2 separate regions of the Homo sapiens genome follow, and region 1 is linked to region 2. The links are chromatin loops, found by intact Hi-C in ENCODE. Cell type or tissue: Calu3. All regions are shown on one strand. Each heading gives the region's core, and the rest is flanking DNA. Links, peaks and the distances in the headings are about the cores only.

Region 1 (9,530 bases), core at 455-8,454, 150 kb after region 2:
GGTTTGCCCCCTCTCCTGGGCTTGGGGTCCGGCTCTGCCTTTGCTTCTCATTGCAGCATCTTGGACAAGACCGAACCCTTCTAAGCCTCTATTGTCTCATTCATGAAGATGAAATAAAAGAGAGAATTGCAAATTTGAAATAGTACAATATAAAAAATGTATGAAATGGCCGGACGCAATGGCTCATTCCTGTAATCTCAGCACTTTGGGACGCCAAGGCGGGAGGATCACCAGAGGTCAGGAGTTTGAGACCAGCCTGGCCAACGTGGTGAAACCCCGTCTCTACTAAAAATATAAAAATTAGCCGGGCGTAGTGGCGGGCACCTGTAATCCCAGCTACTTGGGAGGCTGAGGCAGGAGAATCGCTTGAGCCTGGAAGGCGGAGGTTACAGTGAGCCAAGATCATACCATTGCACTCCAGCCTAGATGACAAAAGTGAGACTCCATCTCAAAAAAAAAAAAAAAAAGAAAAAGAAAGGAAAAGAGAAAAGGCCAGGTGCAGTGGCTCATGCCTGTAATCCCAGCACTTAGGGAGGCCGAGGTGGGCGGATCACCTGAGGTCAGGAGTTCAAGACCAGCCTGACCAACATGGAAAAACTCTATCTCAACTAAAAAAAAAAAACAAAACGAAACAAAACAAAATTAGCCGGGTGTGGTGGTGCATGCCTGTATTCCCAGCTACTCAGGAGGCTGAAGCAGGAGAATGGCTTGAACCCGGGAGGCAGAGCTTGCGGTGAGCCAAGATTGCACCATTGCACTCCAGCCTGGGCAACAAAAGTGAAACTCCATCTCAGAAAAAAAAGAAAAAAAATGTATGAAATGAAGTCTCCCTTTGGGTGCAAAATGTAGAATAATGTAAACCTCTCCAAAAAGACAAAAAAAAAAAAAAAAAAAAGCATCAATAATTGCATCATTTCGGAGCTGCATGGGCCAAATGAAGCCGAGCCATGGTGCACTATTGCCTTGTGTTAGCGATACTTTAGTTGATAAATGAAACTTTCCCAGGGTTATCCTTGGGTTATTTTGAGGTTTTAATTATGCAAAGATCTTCAAGAATGCATCCCTTTTTAAAATGTGACCTCCCTTATTACTGTATATGTGTATGTTTAAAAAGATGTAACACATATAAATTATGGGTCCCCATATGGCTCCTTCTACGGACTTAGTTGCATTCAAAGATCCACAGTCTAGCTATCAAATACTAATTAAATCCATACCGTATGTAGTCCAAACCCCGCAGCAACACTGAATACAAGCTGTGCCCTCCTTTTTCCCAATCCCAACTCCAAAACTCCCAGACGACTCTCCCCTCCCTCCTTTCTCCCAGCTCCTTGTTATAGAGATGAAATAAGTTTCTCTAAAAAGTCCTCCTGTCAGATATATCTAATGTAAATGATGAGTTAATGGGTGCAGCACACCAACATGGCACATGTATACATACGTAACAAACCTGCATGTTGTGCACATGTACCCTAGAACTTAAAGTATGATGAAAAAAAAGAGAAAAATAAAATAAAATAAAATAAAATAATAAATAAATAAATAAAAGTCCTCCTGCCCACTTTTCTCACTGTCTCATCTCAAGTCTGTATTTTATTTATTTATTTTGTTAGAGACAGGATCTCGCTCCCTCTCCCAGGCTGGGGTGCAGTGGCATGATCATACCTCAATGCAGTCTCGAACTCCTTGGCTCAAGTGATCTTCCTGCCTCAGCCTCTTGAGTAGCTGTGACCTGCAGGCACGTACCACTGCACCTGGCTAATCTTTTTAAAAAAAATTTTTTAGAGATAGCTGTCTTATTGGCCAGGTGCAGTGGCTCACATCTGTAATCCCAGCACTTTGGGAGGCCGAGGCGGGCAGATCACAAGGTCAGGAGTTCGAGACCAGCCTGGCTAACATGACGAAACCTCATCTCTACTAAAAATACAAAAATTAGCTGGTCGTGGTGGCAGGCACCTGTAATCTCAGCTACTCAGGAGGCTGAGGCAGGAGAATCTCTTGAACCAGGGAGGCAGAGGTTGCAGTGAGCCAAGGTCATGCCATTGCACTCCAGCCTGGGCAACAAGACCAAGATTCTGTCTCGAAAAAAAAAAAAAAAAAAAAAAGAGAGAGAGAGATAGGTGTCTTACTATGCTGCCCAGGCTGGTCTCAGTCTCCTGGCCTCAAACAGTCCTCCTGCCTCAGCCTCCCCAGTAGCTGGGATTACAGGCATGCAGCACCATGCCTGGCCCAAGTCTCTATTGAATGGGTGGTCTACAAGGTTAAGGACTTTAGACCTGGGCTGGCAAGGACTCTTGGGAGAGAATAGGAAGAAAGCGAGAAACACCGGCATTAGTAGATTGCAGAGTTCTAGTTCATGATTATCCCTTGGTCTCATCTCTCTGCACCCTCCTGGAATCCTCCCTATATCTTGTTGATAACCATTCTCAGCGAGGGGTAGTTTCCTAACCTGCCCTGTCCCTCCCCTCCCCAACCCTTGGCTGCCTCCTCTGCCGGCCTATCTGCTCCTTCTTTAAGAGTGATCAGTCATGCATTGTCCCTTTTATGTTCCTTCTCTAGGGTCCCCAGGCACACTTAGCCACTCCTCAGCTCTGGATTCCACTCACATACATGCATTTCCTTGACAATGATCTGCAATGGTTTGTCTATAGGTAAATTTCATCTCTAGGCTGTGAGCTCCCAAAGGGCAAGGACCGATTCACTTCCATCCCTCTATCCTCAGCACTGAGCCCTGCAGACATAGTAGGTGCCCAATAAATATCGCTACATAACAGAGACCCAAGAAAGGCCTTTGGAATTGAACTGAATTGAAAAGAATAGTGAAGACTAAAAATTCGGAGCATAAGGACTGACATTCCTCTGGAAGAGGCAGAGCAAAGGCTGACTGCCTCGTTTCTCTTTTGTAGCCCTCTGGACGGTCTGAGTAGTACAGCCACAGTCCAAGCCCTCCCCTATCCAAATTCGGGACATCTGAAGGACCCGACCCAGCACCATACATGGGGGAAAATCTATATGCCCTCAGCGCTCTTTTATTTCCTCCTTCCAATTCCAATCCCAGGACCTTCCTTGCCATCATTCCGGGGGCGAACGAGTTGACCTCTATGCCCTCCCTTCCAGCACAAGGTATGCAACCCCCGCTTCTCTGTTTCGCAACTTTCCATTCCAGGGTTGACGGAAAACACTGATAAAAGTAGCTTACCCTGGGTGGGCAAGGAGACACCCTTGGTATGCTGTATCCTTAACTGAGGTAGATCATTTCCAAAGACCCCATCTCACATGCTCTTTTGCAATGGATTTTGCCACTCCTCCCATCCAAAGGAAGAATTCTTTATCCTCTCCTTGAATCTGGGCTGGCCCGGTGCCTTGCTTTTAGCAACAGAACTCAGGAGAAGTGAGGCTGGGCAACTTCCAGGCCTTGCAGCTTCTATTTTCACTTTCTTGGAACCCAGCCACGATGTAAAGAGGCCCAAGCTATCCTTCTGGAAAGGCCACATGGAGGAGAACCAAGCACCCCAGCTGACAGCCAAAACCAAGTGCCAGACACGTGAGTGAGGTCATCTTGGGTCTTCCAGCTCCAGTCAAGCTCCAGGGGGAGTGTGGCCATGTGAGTGAACCCAGATGATACCATGTGAAGTGGAAGAACTGCCCAGTGGGGCCCTGCCTGTATCTTTGGCTCACAGAGCCACGAGCACTAACAGTTGTTATTTTAAGCCACTGTGGGTTTGGGGTGGTTTGTTACGCAGCCATAGATAACTGATACATTAACTTTTTTTTTCTGTATGAGCAGAAAAATTGGTGAGGGGGTGGTCTGCGGCTTCTGAGCTGGACTTAGGATATCATTAGAATTCAGGCTTCTCTGTTTTTTTTTGTTTGTTTGTTTTTTGTTTTTTGAGACGGAGTCTCGCTCTGTCGCCCAGGCTGGAGTGCAGTGGCGCGATCTCCGCTCACTGCAAGCTCCACCTCCCAGGCTCACGCCATTCTCCTGCCTCAGCCTCCGGAGTAGCTGGGATTACAGGCGCCCGCCACCACGCCTGGGAAATTTTTTGTGTTTTTAGTGGAGATGGGGTTTCTCCGTGTTAGCCAGGATGGTCTCGATCTCCTGACCTCGTGATCCACCCGCCTCAGCCTCCCAAAGTGCTGGGATTACAGGCGTGAGCCACTGCTCCCAGCCGCTTCTCTGTTTTTGTTTTGTTTTGTTTTGTGTTTAGCTTAAAAGAATACAGTCTCAACCTGGTGATCAAAGTTAGCATCCCCAGAATGAGGCAAATTGGCAGTATGTGCCAGCTGATAGGATGCACTGTGAATGAAAGTGCGTAACCTGAATCTAACCATGAAGAAACAGCTGATAAACCCAAATTGAGGGATGTTCAATAAAATCTCTGACGTGTGCTCTTGAAAAATGTCAGTGTTATGAAAGATATAAAAAGACACAGGAACTGCTTCAGACTAAAGAAAGCAAAAGAGAGGACAACGAAATGCCATATGACATCTGGAGCTTCCTTTGGTGACAAAGGACATCATCAGTACAAATGGGGAGACCTGGAGAAAGTTTTCAGATGAGACAATAACGCTGTGTCAGTGTTCATTCCCTACGTTTGATCATTGTATTGTGGTTTTGTAAGACAATGTTGCTTGTTTTTAGGAAATTCAGAGTGAAGTATTTCACAGAGGTGTGATGTCTGAGAAAACAAGCATTTTTCTCCTCTTTATAGCTGTATCTACAGAGACAGGGGTGGGGGGTGGGGGAAGGATACAGCAAAGTGGTAATGTGGTAACATTTGGGAAATCTGGGTGACAGGTACATGGGAATTCTTTGTATTGTTCTTGCAACTTTTTCCTAAGTCTGAAATTATATTTCAATAAAAAGTAAATTGGGTTGGGCACAGCGGCTTACACTTGTAATCCCAGTGCTTTGGGAGGCCAAAATGGGAGGATCGCTTAAGGCCAGGGGTTTGTGACTAGCCTGGGAAACATAGCGAGACCCCCATCTCTACTAAAAAGTAAAAAAAATTATCTGGCTGCGGTGGCGTGCGCCTATAGTCCCAGCTACTTGGGAGGCTGAGGTAGGAGGATGACTTGAGCTCAGGAATTCAAGGCTGCGGTGAGCAGAGATCACACCACTGGGTGCCAGCCTGGGCGACAGAGCAAGACCCTGTCTGAAAAATAAATAAATAAATGCATAAAGTAAGAAGTTAATTAAAAAAAAAAAGGAAAGCAAATCATCATGTGTGCATGGCTGCTCACTAAGAGGAAAGAACCAGCCGCCTGGGGCAGGACTATTCAGGCTCTTCCTGGAAGTCCCTGGCTCAGAGCAGACTCTTGCCCCTTTCCCCTGTCCCTCTGCCTCTGGTGGCACGCATGTGACAAGGAGCCACTGACCAGCCTGGCTGCCCGCAAGGCCTGGAGCCCGGCATCTGGAAAGGATCAGCTGCCACCGCTAAACTCACCCCTCCACCCACAGCTCATTCCCGGAGTCTCTGAAGGCGGGGCTGAGCTTTGGGGGTTTCGCAATAAGAATCCACACATATTCTTCTGAGGAGGCTGTCAGGAAAAAGCCTTCTCGGGACATCCCTGCAAGCACTTTGCCAAGCCCTCAGTGACACCTTTGCCTTCCTTGCTCATCTGAATTTTGGGGGTTCCTGTTCAGAGGCCACAGAGCACAGGATAACAGAGATGATGGGTGAGCAGATCTTCTGTCAGGACACTTCCTGGGTGGTTTAGCTATTTTGTCTGCCTGGGGCAGGGAGAGAGGAGAGGATCCCTACGGCCCTAGGGGCATCATGAAGTCTCTCCAAGCTTTTGTGCTGAAATGTACATTTTACCTCTCACTTCCATCCTTGCTGCACTTCTAATGCAGTGCAGGCAGCTTTCATGGGATTTGGGCCATGCAGGACTCGCAAGCTCAGCAATGCCAACCATGCACGTTTCTGGGCAGAGCTTCCGGAGGGGCGTGGGCTGGGCTGGAAAGAGCCAGGGGTTTGGAATCCAAGCGAGTCAGGAGGGCAGTCTCCGATTCACCACTTCCAGGCTGGGCAGCATTGGTCTAAAGGCTTCTCCTAGGGCGGAGCTTAATACCCCCATGTGTAAAATGGAAAAAAACAAACACACAAAAACAAATACCCCCATGTGTAAAATGGAAAAAAAAAACACACATGTGTAAAATGGAAAAAAATAAACATTCCTATCGCGAATGAAGCGATAGGAAAGTGCCCGGCATAAAGTAGATTTGTAAAAAGAAACAAAACCAATTCTGTTTTTTTTTTTTTTTTGGTTTTTTTTTTGAGACGGAGTATCGCTCTGTCACCCACACTGGAGTGCAGTAGCGCGATCTTGGCTCACTGCAAACTCCACCTCCCGGGTTCACGCCATTCTCCTGCCTCAGCCTCCCGAGTAGCTGGGACTACAGGTGCCTGCCAACACGCCCAGCTAATTTTTTTGTAGTTTTAGGAGAGACAGGGTTTCACTATGTTAGCCAGGATGGTCTCGATCTCCTGACCTCCTGATCCGCCCGCCTCGGCCTCCCAAAGTGCTGGGATTACAGGCGTGAGCCACTGTGCCCGGCCTAAAACAAAACCAATTCTGCAATTCCATCTGCATTTAGTGAACACTGACTCGGAGCCAGGGGTAGCACGAGGGCCCTCCCAGCTGTGGGAGGATTTAGGTTCAAATCCACGCCTCACCTCTGAATGACTAAGGTTAAATTACCCAATGTAACATATGCCTGGTTTCCCTACCTGGTAACAGGTATAATAATAGCATCCACTGGCCAGATGCAGTGGCTCACGCCCATAATCCCAGCACTTTGGGAGGCTGAGGCAGATGGATCACCTGAGATCAGGGGTTCGAGACTAGCCTGGCCAACATGGTGAAACCCCATCTCTACTATAAATACAAAATTAGCCAGGTGTGGTGGCACGCACCGGTAATCCCAGTTACTTGGGAGCCTGAGGCAGGACAATCGCTTAGAACCCGGGAAGCAGAGGTTGCAGTGAGCCAAGATTGCACTACTGCACTCCAGCCTGGGCAACAGAGTGAGACTCTGTCTTAATAATAATAATAATAATAATAATAATAATAATAATAAATAGCATCAACCTCTTAGACTCCTGTGGGGATCAGCTGAGTCCATACATGTAAATTCACTAACAGTGAATGCTTCTGTAGCAGACATTGCAGGCCAGACACGGGTCTACACTCTTTATTAGTATTGCTCCCATTTTACAGATGAGGAAACTGAGGCACAGAGAGACTGGGTAATTTAATAAGAGGCAGAGGTGGAATCTGACTCAGGAGTCTGGGTCCAGAGTCAGTGTTCCCAACCCCTGAGCTCTACAGCCACAGGCATACAGTAAGTGCTCAATTCATGTTAGCTGCTACTAATGCAGGGCGAGTTTCACAGGCATGAGATCAGTGCCCACACAGGGGCTGGCGCTTAGAAGGGTAATGCTCTCTCGAAGCTCTGCTGTCACCAACTTGAACTTCGTAATAATTTTTGCACAAGGGACTCTGCATTTTCATTTCGCCCCGGGCTGCACAAATTGTGCAGCTGTCCCTGCTGTGTATCTTACAGGAGCAATTGCCTGCTTCTCCCTCCTCCTCTCTCAACTCTGAACTCCTTGGGATGTAAGATTCAGCTAACTCATCTAGCTCTACATCCACCCCTAGCCCATGCCCGGCCTGCAGCAGGTGCTCACATTCTGGTTGGGAGCGACAGAGGTGAGCAGAGCCACAGCTGTTGTTCCTGCCCCCACAGCCCCCTAAACACCCCAAGAATAGCTTCTAGCCCAGGGAGCCTCGGGAACTGCCTGAGAACAAAACTTTCCCGAAGGTGCAGACTCTGGCCAGCGGCCATGGAACCAGGCCTTTCCAGGACGATTGGTGCAACCAGGGGAACTTGCAGCTCTCTGCAAAAGGGGAATCCTAGCCAGGCCCGAAAGACCCTAATCAATAGTTCATTAAGATGCCAGCTCAGAAAATGCAGGGAGACCCAGCATAACGTGTAATTCTGCCTGCGTGGGCTGGTGCTGGGCAGGGTTTTCGCAAGCTGGCAGGGCCCGCAGATAACACTGAGCCCAAAGTGCAGGCTGCAGTCCGAGCACAAGGCAAACACGACCCTCCCTAAGTGGCAGATGTGATTCAGTCCAAAGGTTCAAGTGCGGCAGTTACATTGGTTATGAGATTTTTTCCCCCTTTATACCAGGAGCTGGCAGTGTGGGGGAGGGGGAGAAACCAACACTTGTTGAGCACCTACTATGTGTCTGACTCTGAGCTGGACACACATTAGGAGAAAGGGGTTCAGGACCAGGCAAAAAGTGGGTTTGGGTATTTCTGGGGGTGGAGTTGGACATCATTCCTCTTTCCTGCCTCCCTGACGCGTCCTCCATTCATAATAACTGATTTTTTAAAAAACTGAAGCAAAATGCAATAGCAAAATAGACCGTTGTTGGCCAGGTGCGGTGGCTCACGCCTGTAATCCCAGCACTTTGGGAAACCAAGGTGGGCAGATCACCTGAGGTCAGGAGTTTGAGACCAGTCTAGCCAACATAGTGAAACCCCGTCTCTACTAAAAATGCAAAAATTAGCCAGGTGTGGTGACGCACGTCTATAGTCCCAACTACTCAGGAGGCTGAGGCAGGAGAGTCACTTGAACCCAGAAGGTAGAGGTTGCAGTGAGCTGAGATTGTGCCACTGCACTCCAGCCTGGGCAACAGAGCAAGACTCTGTCAAGAAAGAAGGAAGGAAGGAAGGAAGGGGAAGAAAAAAAGACAGAAAGGTACAACACAGTGGCATTTACTACATTCCCAGGATTCTGCAACCACCACCTCTATCAAGTTCCAAAATATTTCTGTCACTGCAGAAGGAAACCCTAAACCCGCTATCTTTCATTCACTCGTTCTGCTCCTATTCTCTCCCCTCCCTGCCCCTCTCCCTGTCGACCCTGGCAACCACTCACTCATGTGCTTTCCGTCTCTATGGATTTACCTATGCTGGACACTTCATAGAAATGGAATTATACAATTTGCAACCTTTGGTTTCTGGCTTCCTTCACTTCTTCAGCATGATGTTGCTAGATTCATCCATGGCATGGCGTGTGTCAATACTTCATTCCTTTACTGCCAAATCATATTCCGTTGCATGGCTATGCCACGATTTGCTCATCTTCCCATTCAACGATGGCCATTTAGGTCACGTCCACCTTTTGGTTTTTATGAATAATACTATGTACATTACACTTGCTATGTGTACACGTTTCTATATGGACATATGTTTTTGACTCTCGGGTGTATATCTGGGATATCTGGGAGTGGGATTGCTGGGTCTTAGGGCAACTGTATGTTTAGCATTTTCAGGAACTCCCAAACTGTTTCTGAAGGCAACTGCACCATGTGACATTCCCCCACCAGTGTAACATGTGTAACACGTGGGAATGCAGCATGGAAGGAATGTACAAGGGTTCTGATTCTTCACACCCTCACCAACACTTATTATTTTGTTTGTTTCATAATCACCAATTTTTCATGCCGGTGGAG
Region 2 (9,530 bases), core at 963-8,962:
GGCCCGCCATTGGCTGGCGCTTGGTCACGTGACGGGCGCCGGCCGCGCGGGGGGAGCGAGGGGCGGGCGGGGGAGGGGTCCGGAGTGGCGGCGGCGGCGGCGGCTCGCGGGAGGCGCTGCTGAGCTGAGCGCGGCCGGGTCCTCCGGCCGGGAAGAGGGAGGGAGGGAGGCAGAGAGGGAGAGAAAGAAGTGCGGGCGGCCGGGCTCCCCGGCGGGCGGCGGACTGCCGGCCCGTGGCTGCCGTGGGCTGCCCCTCGTGGCCGCCCCGCCCCCTCGCGGTGCACTGATCGTGGCGGGGCGGGACCGTGGGTCCCGGGCGCGCCCGTGGTGGCCGCGGAGGAGGGCGCGGGACCCCCGGCCTGTGCCCTCGCAGCCCAGGCCGGCTGGCGTGGCGCGGCGGCCGCGATGTGGGCCAGGCAGCGGGTCCGAGTGCCCTGGGGAATGTGTCCTCAGAGGCTCGCGCCGCCGTCCGCCTTTTGCAGAGGAGAAAACTAAAGCACAAAGGGATTAAATCACTTGCCCGAGGTCGCACACTTGGGAAGAGGAGTCCAGATTCGAACCCGCGCACAGTGAAGCCAAGCTCTTGGACAAGGTTTCACAGGCTTCGCCCAGGGATATTCACGGCTGCCATAGACGGAGCGCTTACTGTGTTCCAGACACTGTGCGTTTAATACAGAAATGTTTATTGAGCCCTTACTCCTAGTTACTGTGTGCACTCATTCATTCATTCATTCATTCATTACATAAATGTTTCCTGAGCTCCTGCTGTGTGCCAGAATCTGTTATAACTTCCAGGCACTGTGCTAAGGCCGTGTTGGGAGCAGACCCTTCTTCCTGGCGTCATTCATTGGATAACCAACATTTCCTGAGTGTATATGGCCTGGGAGTCCGGAGGAGTGCTGCTATGAAGAGAAGCTCTCCCAGTCCTCAAGAAATGGATCCCCGAAAAGGGGGAGGAGAAAACAATGTCTTCACTAATACGCCTCCAAACATGGAACAATCAGCTGTTTCAGGTAGATTAAGCTAAAAGAGGAAGAGTGGATGGCTGGCACAGTGGCTCACGCCGGTAATCCTAGCCGAGGTTTAAGACCAGCCTGAGCAATGTAGCAAGAACCCCCGTCATGACAAAAAAAATAAAATACAAAAATACAAAAATTAGCCAGGCGTAGTGTGGCATGTGCCTGTAGCCCTAGCTACTCGAAAGGCTGAGGTGGGAGGATAACTTGAGCCCTGGAGGCAGAGGCTGCAGTGAGCCCAGTGAGCCGAGGTCGCATCACCGTACTCCAGCCTGAGTGACAGAGAGAGGCCCTGTCTCAAAAAAAAAAAAAAAAAAAAAAAGGAAGAGTAGAAAGCAGGGAAGAGATGAGAGTGTATAATAAGAGAAGTCTTAAGACACGTGAACTGAGTTTTGGAACTACCACAAATACTGCTAAAGCAAAACTCATGAGCAACATGTTATAATGTGTATTATCATGCAACATATTGTTACAATGAATGTCGTTACCTACATTATTTCACATAATCCGCAGAACAACCACCTAAAGTAGATACTGTTATTATTCTTAGGCTGTAATTAGGTAAAACTCAGAGGTGTGCAGTGACATCTCCAATCTCTCAGTTAGTACATGGCTCAAACTCAGGTCCTTCTGACTCCAGAGCCCGAGCATGAATTCAGGAGGCTCCTTAGAAAGATGCCTCTGGCTGGCTTTGCCATCCCTCTAATTGCATTATTTTGACCAACATAGTTTAACTCTTTGAGCCTCATTTCCTAATCTCAAAAATTGATCCTGATTGCTGACCCAATGACCTCAGGCCAATATTGAGAATTTCTATTAAGATACTGTTGATGAGCGGATGCAGTCGCTCACGCTTGTAATCCGTGCACTTTGGAAGGCCAAGGCGGGCAGACCAACTGAGGTGAGGAGCTCGAGACCAGCCTGGCCAACATGATGAAACCCTGTCTCTACTAAAAATACTAAAAATACAAAAATTAGCCGGGTGTGGTGGCGTGTGCCCGTAGTCCCAGCTGCTTGGGAGGCTGAGACAAGAGAATCGTTTGAACCCAGGAAGCAGAGGTTGCAGTGAGCAGAGATTGCACCACTACACACCAGCCTGGGCGACAGAGTGAGACTCCATCAAAAAAATAAATAAATAAATAAATAAAGATACTGTTGGTAAAAGTAAAAAAAAAAAAAAAAAACCACTCTGTCAACATACACGGTGTTACTTAGGCCTGAGCAATTCGAGGGTATAATGCCCATCATATCCAGATTCCATATATTTACATCAGAGGTGAAGGTAGTTCTATCCTACTCACCTGGTGACCAAATTGTCATTCTTCAGCATGTTTAGGTTTAAGTAGAAATAGTAATAGGCCAGGTGCAGTGGCTCACACCTGTAGTCCCAGCACTTTGGGAGGCCAAGGCCAGCGGATCGCTTGAGTCCAGGAATTCAAGACCAGCCAAGGCAACATGACAAACTCCCATCTCTACAAAAGAATTAGCCAGGTGCTCACCTGTAGTCCCAGCTACCTGGGAGGCTGAGATAGGAGGATCGATTGAGCCTAGGAATTTGAGGCTACAGTGAGCCATGATCTTGCCACTGCACTTCAGCCTGTGTGACGGAGACCCTCTCTCGAAAAATCAAATACTAATGATAAATCTTTCAGAGCAAAACCTAATAGAAACATGAATAAAGGACTTGGACAGTTTACAGAATAGAGAAGACCAGCTTTTAAATGCAGTCATGTACTACATTTTGGACAACAGTGGACCACATATATGACAGTGGTCCCATAAGATTATAATACCATATTTGTACTGTACTTTTTCTAAGCTTAGATGTGTTTAGATACACAAACACCATTATATTACAACTGCCTACAGTATTCAGTACAGTAACATGCCATACAGGTTTGTAGCCTAGGAGCAATAGGCTATACCATTTAGCCTAGCTGTGCAGTAGACTATCTCATCTAGGTTTGTGCAAGTGCACTTTATGATGTTTGCACAATGAGGAAATCACCAGTGTTACATTTCTCAGAACACATCCCCATCATTGACACTTGATTGTATATAAAATGTTACTCAACCTCACTCGTTGTTATTGGCTGAATGTTTGTGTCCTCCCCAAACTTCATATGTTGAAACTCTACTCACCACTGTAAAGATATTTGAAGGTGGAGCCCTTGGGAGGTAATTAGCATAAGAGTGGAGCCCTCGTGATGGAATTAGTGCCGTTGTAGGAAGAGACACAAGGGAGTTTGCTTCTCTCTCTCTACTGTGTGAAGACATAACCAAGAAGAGGGTCCTTACCAGGAACTGAAATGGCCAGCACCTGATCGTGGACTTCCCAGCCTCCAGAACTGTGTGAAGTAAATGTCTGTTGTTTAAAGCCACCCAGTCTATGGTAATTTGTTATAGCAGCTGGAGCCGACTAACACACTCATCATAAGAAAAAGCAGAAATTAAAGCCACAAGAAGTATTGACAGTATTTTAAAAGCTTAGACAAATGTAGAGAGAAGTAGGACTCTCATACACTGCTGGTGGGAATATAAATTAACACCATAGCTTTGGATGTCCGTTCAACTAGCATCAAAATCTATAATGCACACAGCCTTTGACCCAGCTGTTCGACTTCTAGAAGTTTATCCAACAGAGATACTTGTACGATTGTATAAAGACATGCAGTGCAGGGATATGAACTATAGCATTGTTTGTAGGGTACAAACTAGAAACATGTCCATCATTTGGGGAATAGTTAACAATATAATTTACTCCCATGCAGCCATTAAAAATAATGAGTTAGTGCTATTTGCACTAATATGGAATAATCTCAAAAATAGATTATTTATTGAGATACCTCAGGAAGGGTAACAAGAAACTAGTAGTAACATTAGTTGCCTCTAAGGAGGGGAACTAGGGGGACTGGGAGTTGGAGTGGGATTACTTTTTACCATACTGTTTGCATTTTCTTTTTTCCTTTGTTTAAAATAACCAAATGTTGGCCGGGTGCTGTGGCTCATGCCTGCAATCCTAGAATCCTAGAACTGGGAGGACAAGGTGAGTGGATAATTTGAGGTCAGGAGTTCAAGACCAGCCTGGCCAACATGGTGAAACCCCATCTCTACTAAAAATACAGAAATTAGGCGGGCATGGTGATGCGTGCCTATAATCCCAGCTGTTTGGAAAGCCGAGGCAGGAGATTGCTTGAACCTGGGAGGTGGAGGTTGCAGTGAGCCAAGCTCCTGCCACTGCACTCTAAACTCTAACCTGGGCGATGGAGTGAGCCTCTGTCTCAAAAATAAATAAATAAAATAAAATAACCAAATGTATACATATCCATTCAGTGCAGTAAGTTATAAACAACAAAAATCAATAAATAAAATTGAAAACAGAGTAATCAATCAAATGGCATCATAAAAGTAAACTTAAAGCAAATAGAGAAAACAAAAAAGAAGAAAGAAAAATACCCTCATCCACAAAGATTTTCTTGGCTGTCAGAGACCCCAAAGAGAAGGAGAAAACACTAGAAGTGCTGCTTGTAGCTGTGCTGACACCATGAATACAGAATGGGAACCCAATGGCAGCCAGTTGCAGTCTCAAATGCACTACGGAGCAGCCTATGATCCTGGACAAGCCAGTCAAACTTTCAGGGCCTCAGTTTCCTCGTGTGTGAAAACAGCAACTCGGGTGATCTTTCAGATCATTTCTAGCAGTGAAATTCTTTGACACTGCACGGTTGAAATTACTGATAAAGATCCACAGAATTCTTACTCAATAGAGAAAGCAATGGGAGTTGATGAGAAACCTCAGGAGATAAGATTAAAAGAAAACAAAACAAAACCATCAACTGACTAACAGGAAGCAGCAAGGAACAAAGCTCACAGACGTCGCAGTCCAGTTCCCTCTGTCGCAGTCCAGTTCCCTCTGTGGAAGGCACCTGATAACCATCCTCATGACTTGGTTTCCCCATTTGTGAGATTGCCTGCTGCCCAGCGGGCAACTGAAGTCCCAGGTCTTAGAACGACAGGTTAGTTCCCTTTCATGGTTACTAAATGTAATGGCAGAGAGAAAATGGAAGCAAAAATATGACCAGAGGAGGAACCATCTATTAGAAAGACCGCAGGAAGCTGCCAGAGCTGCAGTGTGGGAGCATTTTGCAGGAGTTAAGAATGTCGCTTCAGAATAAGAGACACCTGGGTTCCAATCTCCGCTCTGTCGTGCTCTAGTTGTGCGGCCTCGAGCAGGTCATTTAACCCCTGTGACCCTCATTTCTTCCTGTGCATTGACCTCCCAGAGTGATAGCTCAGGGAAAGTTCTTAGCACAGTGCCTGACTCCAAAGGTGGTGATCAATACATTATAACCCTCACAGCCACTTGTGCATTCTTATACAGGAAGGAGCATCACCCAGTCATATCACATGAAGGGTTTTTCCCTGTATAACCTAAACTTTATTGGATTTATTTCATTGCAAATGACAAAAGTACAGAATGCCAGCTATAAAAATATACCAAGAAAAGGGGAATACTCTTCCCTCTACCCCACTGAGATAACCAAAGTTCACACGTGGTTGTAGATAATCACTCTCTTTCCTCCAGACTCATACCAACCAACACAACTTAAAGACACATTTCTAAGGGAATTTTTTTTTTTTTACTTTTTATGAAAATGGGATCGTGTCACATATATTACTTTGCAATCTGCTTTTTCCACTTAATAGTTTGTCACAAATACACCTCTAGACCTATATATCTGCATCTAACTCATTCTTTTATTAGTTGTGTAATGTTTCATAGAACATCTGTGCCATAATTTATCAATTATTCCCCTATTCCTGAACATTCAGGGATTTTCCAGTGTTTTCCTACTTTAAATAAGGGTGCAATAAATAGCCTTATCCATATATCCTTATGTACCGACAGTTTTATTCCTGTGGAATAAAATCCCCAAAATAGGATTGCTTTTTTATTGTTAATAAATGTGTGTTTTTATTGTTAATAAATACAGCCAGAAGACTTTCCCCCAAAGGTTGCAGCAATTCACATTTCACAGTCCCTGGAGCTATACAGGAAGAGTGTACACTTCCTTACAATTTTGCCAGCATTTGGATGTTGCCAAATCTTTTAAAATTGTTGCCAACCTGATAGGTGAAAAAATGGTATCGTTTGTTTGCTTTTTTTTTTTTTTTTTTTTGAGACAGAATCTCGCTCTGTCACCCAGGCTGGAGTGCACTGATGTGATCTTGGGTCACTGCAACCTCCGCCTCCTGGCTTCAAGAGATTCTCCTACCTAAGCCTCCCGAGTAGCTAGGGTTACAGGTGTGCACCACTACGCACGGCTAATTTTTGTAGTTCTAGTAGAGAGGGGTTTTTGCCATATTGGCCAGGCTGGTTTCAAACTCCTGACCTCAAGTGATCCGCCCACCTCGGCCTCCCAAAGTTCTGGGATTACTGATGTGAGCCACCGTGCCCAGCCTGCATTTGCTTTCCCTGAAACTCTAGTGAGGTTGATCTTCTCTTAGGCATTGCAACCATCTGCATTTCCTCTTGAGTTGTTTGCTGTTAGCAGCTTAAAACAAAAGAGAACCAAGTTCAGTTCCAATGAGACCAATAAGAAGCTTGGCACAATGACAGAACCTGGTCTTTGGTCACTCTCTCCTGGCATGGACAAGATAATTCATTCCATAATTGCATAAAGATTTTCTGAACATCTTTCATGCGGTAGGCTGATACTTTTCATTCCCTTTCATAATTCAATTTTTAAGTTGAGATGTTTCAAGTCTCCTCTTAAATGGTTTTATACCAATCGAGCTACGCTGTCTTGGGCAATAACAGTTTTGCTCATAACCACTAAGGATTTCCTAATTGTTCCAACCTCTCCCCTAAGACAGTATAGAGGATGAAGTAAAAACAACAGCAGTTATCGCCGATTTGGAGAGGCAGTGTCTGCAGGTCACTGGTTGAGGCATGAGTAAGAGCAAGTGCTTTAGAGCTGGACAAGACCTGGTTCAAATCCCAGCTCTGCCATTACTCTTCTGACCACCTTGGGCTGTGATTTAAACTCTCTGTACCTGGCTTTTCTCATCCCTAAAGCAAGGTCATGTTCATACCAGCCTCCTAGAACTATTGTGGCCATTCAGTGAGTTACTGTACACAAAGCACTTGGTACCTGCCTGATACATAGTAAGTGTTAATACATGTCAGCTTTATCATTAACCTCCAGAGCTCCTTTTTATAAAACAAAGGAGGAGGACGAACTCCAAGAAACACCACCAAAGAAGTAATTTAAGCAATTATTTGAGTTGCTAGCAGTTCCAATGAGATTAATTTAACTGGATTTAGTGGCATTTTGCCTACACCTTTTGTACACTTAAGAAGGCCTCTTTGCCTGGGGTAATGCTGATTCTAGTAGCCCACAATGAATTGCTTTCAAATAGCCCATCATAAAGCCTAAGGAAGTTCTGAACAGTGTCCCCTGATATTTTTCTTTGATGACACTGCTGCTGTTTGACCAAAAAAGGGGTGAACTATATTTCTATATTTATACTTTTTTTGGCCTCCACTAAGTTTCTTACACATTGCAGGCTATGGCCATCACAGGTGGTGAAATGTGTCACCTGGAACTAAATTCTGCTTTCTCTGGACAGACATATATATACACACACACACACACATACACCAGAAACCTGAATGGTCCCAATGTACAACAGCCAACTCAGGTTTTAGGGGAACAAAATCATTTTTAAGAAAAGAGAGTGAGATCGTGCCATGGCACTACAGCCTGGGTTACAGAATGAGACTCTGTCTTTTAAAAGAAAGAAAGAAAGAAAGAGAGAGAAAGAAAGAAAGAAGAAAGAAAGAAAGAAATAAAGGAAAGAAGGAAAGAAAGAAAGAAAGAAAGAAAGAAAGAAAGAAAGAAAGAAAGAAAGAAAGAAAGAAAGAAAGAGAAAAGAAAAGAAAAAAGAAAAGAAAAGAAAAGGAGAGTGTTCATGAGGTGTAGATTCTCTAACTTTTTTTCTCCAGGGGTGTGTAAGTGTGAGTTCAAGGCTCATGAAAGTAAGGGGCTGTCCAGGTGGCCCTGAGCCAGGTCTCACTCTGGTAGGGAAGATGCCAACTTCTCTGCCAACTCTGCCAGAACATCTCACCCTTTCTGTTTTCTATGCCCCAGGCCAGGTCTAAGCGCCCAGGCTCCCAGAGGGGCTTTGTAAGGAAGACAAATGTCTCTTTAACGGTGGCCTTAATTAGGGATTTCAGCAAGGTCTGGATGGGTAGGAAGGCAACTGATCTAGCCACCCTACCCTGGCAATACTCCTCTTTGAGTACCCATATCCAGGTCCTGGCATGTTAGACAAAGGCCACCATCCTCCAGGGATCACACACAGTTCCTCCAAACTCTCTGGCACCTTGAGTCCTCAGGCCTGAGAAGACAGTTCTTTTTTTTTTTTTTTTTTTTTTTTTTTGAGACAGAGTCTCACTCTGTCGCCCAGGCTGGAGTGCAGTGGCGCAATCTCAGCTCACTGCAAGCTCCGCCTCCCAGGTTCACGGCATTCTCCCGCCTCAGCCTACCGAGTAGCTGGGACCACAGGCACCCGCCACCAAGCCCGGCTAATGTTTTTTTTTTTTGTATTTTTAGTGGAGACGGGGTTTCGCCATTCACAGGATGGTCTCGATCTCCTGACCTTGTGATCCGCCTGCCTCGGCCTCCCAAAGTGCTGGGATTACGGGCTGAGCCACCGCACCCGGCCAAGAAGACATTTCTTGTTCTCAAGCACAGGTGTACTGGCTTCCTGCTGGCTGGGTCCCTGCCCCCGGGGCCAGATCTTGCTTTCTGCAACAGATCTTTTATTTAAAAGCACCCCTGCCCAGGCGCAGTGGCTCACACCTGTAATCCCAGCACTTTGGAAGGCTGAGGCGAGCGGATCACTTGAGGCCAGGAGTTTGAGACCAGCCTGGCCAACATGGTGAAACCCCATCTCTACTAAAAATACAAAAATTAGCCGGGCGTGGTGGCGCATGACTGTAATTCCAGCTCTTCGGGGGGCTGAGGCATTGAACCCAGGAGGCAGAGGTTGCTGAGCCGAGATTGTACCACTGCACTCCAGCCTGGGCAACAGAGCGAGATTCTATCTCAAAAAACAACAAAACAAAAACAAAACACCACACGTGAAATTCAAGTCATCCCTTTGTCTTCCCTTTGCCCCAGTGACAGGTTTCTTGGGCTTCTCTAGTCACGTGGGTACTAAATTCTCATCAAAGGTGATGCAAGCAGGGGAGCTCACCTCTCCTGCTTGGGTCTCAGTTTTCCCTTCTTAAAATGGACTGCCAAGCCGGGCGCGGTGGCTCACGCCCGTAATCCCAGCACTTTGGGAGGCCGAGGCGGGTGGATCACGAGGTCAGGGGTTCGAGACCAGCCTGACCAACATGGTAAAACCCCATCTCACTAAAAATACAAAAATTAGCTGGGCGTGGTGGCAGGCGCCTGTAGTCCCAGCTACATGGGAGGCTGAGGCAGGAGAATGGCGTGAACC

Evidence for each region. Hi-C counts contacts between places; a loop is a spot of excess contacts. Peaks named below come from ENCODE experiments on the same cell type or tissue, not always from the same donor. Only the 100,000 strongest peaks of a DNase experiment are listed, where the experiment ranks them.
Region 1: a loop joins it to region 2, with 4 times the contacts of the local background. A loop is called at or near these places in 21 of 110 quality-filtered maps.

The regions. Positions count from the first base shown.
Region 1 is chr12:116,428,945-116,438,474 of GRCh38, forward strand. No RefSeq gene overlaps it. Among named protein-coding and RNA genes, the nearest start is that of MIR4472-2, 5.4 kb to the left of the region's middle. In Calu3, for the core only: no CTCF peak of the experiment used is centred there; DNase peaks (open chromatin) are centred at 5,407 and 5,937.
Region 2 is chr12:116,277,715-116,287,244 of GRCh38, forward strand. No RefSeq gene overlaps it. Among named protein-coding and RNA genes, the nearest start is that of MED13L, 4.8 kb to the left of the region's middle. RefSeq lists silencers at 1-277, 328-387. In Calu3, for the core only: no CTCF peak of the experiment used is centred there; no DNase peak of the experiment used is centred there.